2 separate regions of the Mus musculus genome follow, and region 2 is linked to region 1. Evidence: chromatin loops called from intact Hi-C (ENCODE). Cell type or tissue: gastrocnemius. All regions are shown on one strand. Each heading gives the region's core, and the rest is flanking DNA. Links, peaks and the distances in the headings are about the cores only.

The links. Peaks named below come from ENCODE experiments on the same cell type or tissue, not always from the same donor. Only the 100,000 strongest peaks of a DNase experiment are listed, where the experiment ranks them.
Region 2: it touches region 1 in a loop (2.8-fold over the local background); 2 of 42 quality-filtered maps call a loop at or near these places.

The regions. Positions count from the first base shown.
Region 1 is chr10:33,177,531-33,181,935 of GRCm38, forward strand. All of the region lies in intron 5 of Trdn (triadin), which reads left to right. Among named protein-coding and RNA genes, the nearest start is that of D830005E20Rik, 77 kb to the right of the region's middle. In gastrocnemius, for the core only: no CTCF peak of the experiment used is centred there; DNase peaks (open chromatin) are centred at 2,259 and 2,625; H3K27ac peaks cover 3,216 bases.
Region 2 is chr10:33,084,832-33,089,236 of GRCm38, forward strand. The region is part of intron 1 of Trdn (triadin); the gene reads left to right. Among named protein-coding and RNA genes, the nearest start is that of Trdn, 3.6 kb to the left of the region's middle. In gastrocnemius, for the core only: a CTCF peak has its summit at 1,825 (motif pointing left); no DNase peak of the experiment used is centred there; H3K4me3 peaks cover 4,000 bases; H3K27ac peaks cover 4,000 bases.

The DNA of each region.
Region 1 (4,405 bases), core at 252-4,251:
AATCCTGCTGTCAAAACTTTTAGACAGCAAGCTGTGCAGTGGGTTTATTAAACTAGTGAATCTCATGTAATTAAAACATTGGATTTGGCTGAAGTTTAAAATAAATTCGTCAAAGGCTGTGTTGGAGATTAGTCACCTGAATATGTTTCTTGAGTAGAACATCAGAATAAAATGAATAATTCTGAGAGAAAAAGAGACAAAGAAAGGTAGAAGACAGATAGACAGACAGACGCATGATAGGTGAGAGCTAAGTAGATAGAGAGAAAGAGATAAATAGAGTGCAACGATAAATTAATATTTTAACCTACTTTTCCCCTCTATGGGAACATAAGTGGAATATTTCATTTGCTTTCTAGTGTCCTCTCCATAACTGAGATAGAATAATGTCTGTATGTTGTTCCTCAATAATTTACTGAAAATGTAAAAATAATAACTTTTTTACAAACACTCTTAGACCTGTTTGTATATATAGTAGATAAATGAAATGGTCTCTAAGTTACATTCCAGTTTGACTGTGGATAAATGTGATGGCTTTTTGTGGTTTACATTGCCATTAAAACAATTGTTGCTCTTTTAAAAAAGTGTACAACACTTCTAAAATATGATCATTATAAACAAGTCTTACAAACAAATGCCTTAGCTAAAATTTTTGAGAATACTAATGCTGATGTATTTTATGGCTAGATAAGAGTTTTGGTGGTAAATAAAACTAGGTTATATGTGCTATTTCATTTTCTTTTCTTTTGTATTTTTCTTTCCTTCCTTCTTGCCCTCCTTCAGCTAAATTCTCCCTTTTAAAAAAACAAAACAAAGAAAAAACAAAACTTCTTCTGACTCATATAGACTTTAATAATACATGATGAGTTTATGATTGCAATACTTAGTCATCAAATAAATAAGAAAAGTAAACAATATGAAATGACAGAGAACAAAGAGTTCTAAAATCCAGTCTACTCAAATATGTTAAGGTGTTCATATTAAAGAGGAACATAAATGACTTCAATTCTGACTATTATGCATAGAAAATAAGATAATTTTTAAATTTATGCTAGATGATTTAACTTTATAAGATTTTAACTCTTCTATTTTGCTCCTTTGTTACTTTGATGCCTTTTGGAGGTAGGGGTGGGGGGAATAGCAGAGTTTCATTGAGTTAAAGAATAAACCTGGTAATATAAATCTATTATCCTCTGGTCCGGATGGTGGCCGGTTGTCTGCTGCCCGCCCAGGCTGCTGCCTCAGCGGCTCTGTGCTTCCGCCCGTCCCAGAAGCTGTCCGGTTCTCTGGCGCACCCTCTAACCTGTTCAGACTAATTTCCTAAGTTCTGCTGAGTCCCGGAACCAAGATGGCGACCGCTGCTGCTGAGGCTGAGGCCGCCTCCCAAGCCAGGCGGACACCTGTCCTCTGGTCCGGATGGTGGCCGGTTGTCTCGCCGCTTGGATTTGTATTCCTGACAGCACGTACTACCTACTAATGTTGAAAGTTTTATCCTCAAACTGTATCTTATTAATCTTTCCAGATGTGTTGGGTCTGTATCTAGAGCCCCAGAAGAAAAGCTGGACTCGGGGATCCTAACGGATTGGATTTTACTACTCACTATGAAAGTCTGGGATTTTATAATGTGTACATACATATTTCTAGATGTAACATGTTCAGCCATCTTAGCAATCTTCTGTTGCTAGCATGCATGTTTTTAGGGAGGATCATTTGGTATGAACGAATCACTTAAGACATTGAAACAATATGCAAAGTACTGTAAGTCAGTAGGAATATTCAATTTTTCAGAATTATTTACTAAAACCTCCCACAATTATAACACTAAAAAAATCTCGAAACATAGAAAATGTATTAAAATAAATGTCAGAAAACTCTATAAAGTAAAATCATGTACCTCAAAGTATATACCTTAAAAGGCATCATGTGTATTGTTCACAGTAGTGTTACTAAGTAGTTATGAAGTCAAATATAATCTTCAGTTGTTTTACTTAGTTAATGGACACCTGTCACTTGGAAAATTTAGTAGCCTATAACCAGCTGCACTTAAACAGTTTTGCACCAAAGATTTGGTTATGAACTGTGAGAAAAGGCCCTCAGAGAAGGTTGTCGCTACTAAGATCTAGAAATCATGAGATAGTATAATCTTTGAAATCCCCAGGAAATATATGTGTTGCTGATGGCTGCTAAGATCAAAAGCAGAAGCATGCAGGAGAGCTGGAGAGGAGCCATGTGAGGGAGCCATACACTTCAGAGTTGAGTTATGCTGAGTGTTCTGGTCAAAGAAAGGTCAGCCTTGACCAGAGCAGAGATGGCACAGCCATGCCAACTCAGATGCCAAGCCACAGATCCACTCCAACTGGTGAATTCCATTTGCTCTTAATTATGAGCCTATCAAGGGGACTTTTGTTTCATGTAAATAAGAATGGCAAACAACCTAAGCTCTAACAGGTGCAAACACTTATTTTTACCCTGGGCTCCCTTTACACCTACGTCAGGGACAAAGTATTTTTATTTCAAAAGTCCTTAGTCTTGCATTTCTGGGTCTAAAGTCATTTCAGTACTTGGCATTTGAGAACTCACTTGGCAAAGTTTGATGTTTCTGTCCAAATATTTTTGGTGGCTTTCTGCCATTTTGCACAGCTCCCTAGGGCCCCCAGGTCCAGCTGTTACACTAAACTGTATTGTGGAGTTAATTCTGAAGGGAGATAATGAAATCCCAGTGTGTACCACTGTGTCTGTAAATCAACATTTTTGATTGAGGAACCATTTTTTTCCCTTGGGATATCAGGAATGAGGAGCTAATATGCTAATTTAGCCCCTTTGCTCTTGGCTTTTGTATTAATTCTCCCATTTATGCCTGTGCACATGTCAATCTGAGAATCTGCTGGTGACAGCCAGCTGTCTGAGGTGCAGAGGCAGAACCACAGATTAGTTGTTCCCTTGGGGGTCTTTATAGTCAGGACTCTGAATGCACAGCTTATCTCTCAGAAACTTGGTTCCCCCTAGAGAAACTTAAAAGACGTTTTGTTTTTGCCAAGAACTTCTTTTGGATGTTGATTTAATTAACAATGATGCAAAGAAAGAAAAATGAGCTCTTTGTGGTCTCTGTAAGGGCTGATTTCCTACCCTTATTTAGTGAGTTTTTATTATTATTATTAAAATTTGTTTCTCGAAGCACCTAAATTTCCATTAAATATAAAAGGGGAAAATAATGTGGTATCTAGATGTTCTGAGGTGGGACTCCCAATTCTGCTTCTAGATTATATTTATGAAATTTTCATAAACCACAAAACTGTCCAGAAATTGAAAGTGATCAGAAATTGAGAGCAAAAGCATATTAGGTGTTCTTACAAAAAATAGCAAATTCATATATTCTAAAATATTATTAACAGCATGAGAGATATTGACTTGAACAGAGTCTTCAAATGTATAATGTGGTACATACTTAAAAGACTTTATCTACTTAGAAGTCAAATACAAACAATAGCAACATTATTTCCTATTAATAAATAATTAATAGATGGTGTAATTGCTGTCCAAACTAAATAAATAGGATACAATTTTACAGAGCATCACTTGACCCAAAAATGAGGAAACTTTCATGGAGCAGTAGATAAAAGATGAAGACTCTAGCTGCATATGTATCAAAAGATGGCCTAGTCGACCATCACTGGAAAGAGAGGCCCATTGGACTTGCAAACTTTATATGCCCCAGTACAGGGGAACACCAGGGCCAAAAAGTGGGGGTTGGTGGGTGGGAGGGTATGGGGGACTTTTGGGATAGCATTGGAAATGTAAGTGAGGAAAATACCTAAAAATAAATAAATAAATTTTAAAAAAAGAAATAGAAGCAGTCATTAATAGTCTCCCAACCAAAAAAAGCCCAGGATCAGATGGGTTTAGTGGAGAGTTCTATCAGACCTTCAAAGAAGATCTAATTCCAGTTCTGCACAAACTATTCCACAAAATAGAAGCAGAAGGTACTCTACCCAATTCATTCTATGAAGCCACAATTACTCTGATACCTAAACCACAGTGAGACCCAACAAAGATAGAGAACTTCAGACCAATTTCCCTTATGAATATTGATGCAAAAGTACTCAATAAAATTCTCAGTACCCGAATCCAAGAACACATCAAAACAATCATCCATCCTGACCAAGTAGTTTCATTCCAGGAATGCAGGGATGGTTTAATATATGGAAATCCATCAAGATATAAGTTACAATATGCAAAACACATGAAAATCAAGAAGAATGAAGACCAAAGTGTGGACACTTTGCCCCTTCTTAGAATTGGGAACAAAACACCCATGGAAGTAGTTACAGGGACAAAGTTTTGAGCTGAGGTGAAAGGATGGACCATCTAGAGACTGCCATACCTGGGGATCCATACCATAATCAGCCTC
Region 2 (4,405 bases), core at 162-4,161, 93 kb before region 1:
CATTCCACTAAGTAGCAATTTGATGTCTATTTCACACACAAAAAACCCTGTTACTCAGATATTCCATGACTTCCCATTACCAAATTGTAGTCAAGATTGGGTATCAGCTCCTTGAAGCCAGCCTGTGTTTTCTCTTTTCCATTAGAGGATATAAAATTTACTGTTTGCCAGTTTTAGTTCAGAATTTGCTAACTGAATGTAAATAATATTATAATTTTTTTTTCTATACTTTGGACATTCTGTGTCATGTCGCCCTTATGTTGGCCTTGAAAAGATCTGTCTATAAAAGTGTTCTGCTTATTCCTGTACAAGGTATTAAGAAACCTCTGGGCATTCCTGTCAGCCTGTGCTTGGAACCTAGGCTGCCACTAATTTCAGACATTGCTGGCCAATCGTGCTCCTTGATTACAGTGCATGTCCTACATGCATTTGCACTTGATCCATAGCACGTTTTATTAAAGGACTGTTGTTTTGAAATAGAATTATTTGTACCCATAGGGAGTTGAAGATGTTGTGAAGCCTCTGTGGTAGGGCCCATAAAACAGCAACTGAGAAAATCTGAGTTGACTACGTGAGCACAGCATATAATTTTCTGGATAATCATCATTTCCCATAGTCTGGTCTTCGGAGTAGGTAGGGTCTCTACCATGTGATCATGAGTGTTGTACTTATTCCTTCTTTGCAATGATCTGTTTATTTGTCAGGAGAAACTTAGATTGCCAGCTCAATGAATTTGTGTTATCTGTGGTTATTACCATAGTCAGTCTCCTCAGTTTTCCAAAGGATTTGACACTTTTTCTTTACCTTGTGATTCCCACTCTTTGTTTCTCATCTATAACAACCTTTCTTCATTCTTTCTTGTTTGCCTTTCATTAAAGAGATGTTTTGTAAAGGTCTTGTTTCTCATTGTTCTTTCAGCCTTCAGTTGTCTTTTCTTTCTTCTGCTGTATTTCACTTACCACCACTTTTGTGCAAATCCCTGAAGTATAAACACTGCAGGAGTAGCCTCATAGCATTTATCTATCTCATCTTTTACTCACTGAATATGAAAAGCAAACATTTTGAAGATTTAGACCAAGGAAGAACAAGGGTGATTCATTGGATGCCTGGTATCATAATAACTCTAAGTCTTTGGCCATTGCTAATTTTGGAAGTTCACAGGTTGACACCTTGGCTTATTTACTTCTAATACATGCCACAACTACCAAACTTACTGACTCTTTCACATATATTTTTCTATTGATACTTCAACTTGGATAATTCATTCAATGAAAAAAAAGAAAACCATGTTCCATGTCAAATGTGTTCCAGGCATAGGCACTAGGTAAAACAGAAATCAAAGTTGAACCCCAAAGGACTTTATGGAAACAACAACTTTTATTCTAGCCATGATAAAGATGGTAGTGATAATACTGAGTCAATTTATTGTCTGGAGTCTTAAGATATCAGACTTCTTAAATGCCCACTTAACCCTCTCAACATCGATGTGAAACAGTTTTATTGCTATTTATAAAGTTTGAAGCTAAGGTTTAGGAAGATTAAGAACTATGCAAGGACTGATACAACTTCAATTCATGTCTGAAAACAGTGAAGTTGAATCTGCCTTCTCATTGTGTGAGACTCAGAGTTAGTTTGATATTGGGTGGCTCTTGGGTGTCTACACTAGGTATATTGAGTAGCTGAGATTAGGCTCAGACCAGAGCCGAACGAACCAGTGCTCAGATCAGATCAGAGTCTTTAAATAGGACTCTCTTCACTTTGGAGAAACCCAGAGATTCACAGGCAAGTACCAATGTTAGCTGCCCTCTTGTGTAGACCATATGAATTTTCAATTGGGCACTGAAGATTCAGTATTTAGGTAAAGGTTTCCTCTCAAGTTGTGTAATGAGATGTTAAATTTCTTATTTCTCTCATCCTGTACTTGAAGGCAAAAGAAAGAAAGAAATATCAAAGCCTCAAAACAAATGGTTGACAAACCCAAACAACTGACAGATGAAACAATAGCTAGATTTGAGCCTTTTATAAATTTTTACTACTTTTATTTTTAATTTAATTTAATATTTATTTATTTATTATTTTTATTCATCTGTTTACAGTCCACTGCCTACTCTCCCTGGAAGAGAGGGATTTAAAAACAGATAATTGGAAAGAAGAAAAACAGAAAAGAAAGAAAATAAATCAGCTTCAATAAGTAGATAAATAGACAGATTAGGAAAGTTCATAATTGATATTATATGAACCACCATAGTACAAGCCAATAGAAAGAGATACTAAGGAGAAAATGGCATTGAAACAAGGGCCAATCAATTCTTAGATTGTGTGGCACTAGCATAATATGAATGAGGCAATCTTAAAAAAAAAAAAGCTTGTGGTGGGAGTATTGATTATTTGACGAACTAGCTGCTTGCTGAAACTTAAGGAAATGCTTTTCTGTGCCAAGTGAGATGACCACATCAGGATATGATTTTAAACTATTATTATTTGGAGATGCAGGATAAATTTTATTGATGTAGATGCTATTTGTAGTTCCAAACAGTACTCCTTAGGCAAAATGTGAATGTCAGTGTGTTAAGACAGAATATATGCAGAAAAAATTAATCTCATTGTTCTAATTCTGTGAATATATAATTATTTCAAAAATAAGGAATTTAGATGAAGAGTTAATGTGTTTAGTAATATAACTTTTAATAAAAGTTTACTTCCTTTTGTAAGAAGGTAACTGATGCAGTAAGGCAGACTGACTTAGTTCAGTTGGCTGAAACTGCTTTATTGGAACAGGGAGGAGCTCAAATCTTTCTAAGGGTATAAAGACTGAACTCAGTGAGAGAGGATGAGGGACATCTATTTATACAGAGCTAGATACCAGGAAGTCAGTTTGGAAGTTACAGTTTGTTTTGGGTGGTTTAACTAGGCATGGGGTAGGTCGCATACATACCCATGTGTATTGTTCCTACAAGTAGAGCAGAATGGTCAGGCTGGGGCTATGTTTAACATAGTCTATGGCAGTGGTTTTCAACCTTCCTAATGCTGAGACCCTTTAGTACAGTGTCTTTATGTTGTGATGACCCTCAGCCATAAAATTTTCATTTCTACTTTTTAACTGTAATTTTGCTACTGTTAGGAATTGTAATGTAGTATATACAGGATATCTGATAGATGACCCCTCTCAGGGTCACAACCCACAGGTTGAGAACCACTGGTCTATGTTGACATGTGGGTTAGTGATATCAATTTGAAAGGAGAATTCACAGGTGGTTATCATTTTTCAGTTAAAATTTTAATGTTGAACTTAGTTCTGCTTATTTGGAGCTTAGTGAGAATATTATAACACTATTATTTCTTTTTTCCCTTTCAATAAAGAGAAATCCTTTGGGGACAAATGAACAAAAAATGCATATGTTAGACATAACACAGTTTTAAAGCACACTCGAGAGAAAATTCTTTTTCTGGCATCTGACATCACAAATCAATGAGAATTTTGAAATTGGCTCCCTGACTTAAAGTTCTAGGAGGATCTATCAAAGTTAAGGTAATTTTGCTCTGCTGCCTGCTTTGGCTGATATAATTGACATTCAGCTTCTGATAGGAAAAGTTGCATTGCCCCAAGTGGGTTAAGCAGAGATAGGTGTAGTTGCTAGTCCAGAAAGATAGTAATTTCCATATTCAAAGGAAGCTGAGTTTCTTTGTAAGCACATGATGGATGCAGTCCTGTCCCCAGGATCTGAGCTGTTCTCTGTAAAGATCAAACAGCTCCACACCTCTCTGCCTGAAGTCAGTATGCCAGAGACACAGAATTTATGATCTTGCTCAATGCTTTGGTATGTAAATGAACTATTTCCTCACAAACTGCACAGCCCACATCACAATGTGCTCATTATCTGTTGCAGGTTAGGCTATAATCTTTTCATTCATGTGGAGAATGACAATATGCATCCAGCAATCCACACTTTGCAAGATAAAACTACATTTGTTCAGAAGCATGAGGCTAGACCCATCTTGAATAGTTTTGTATGTGGTGCTTCCTCCTAGTAACCTTCTCCCTCCCCCTTTTCTGACATTTGTTAATGCTAAGTGGAGAAAATTTAAACAAAGTGGAAGATCTGCACTTTACTAATGTTGAAGACTTACTAATATAAAGACGTTGACAGACAATGTATTTTTGACAAGGCGTCCCAGAAAATCTTTATTACTGCCTTTTAAAATAAAATAAATCCATCTTTGTGGGTCAAAAGTGGTGTCCCACGTTCGGCCCAGGGCTCAGCAAAGTTTGACTGGGAGTTCCCCATGCCACCCCAGCGTGCGGGCATCTGGCTGTGAGAAGCCAGGACTCTGCTCAGGAGGTGGGGAAGTGCACTTTTGCCTAGGGTCAAAGAAAAGAGCAGGAGGAGAGAGCTCTGGCTGGGTC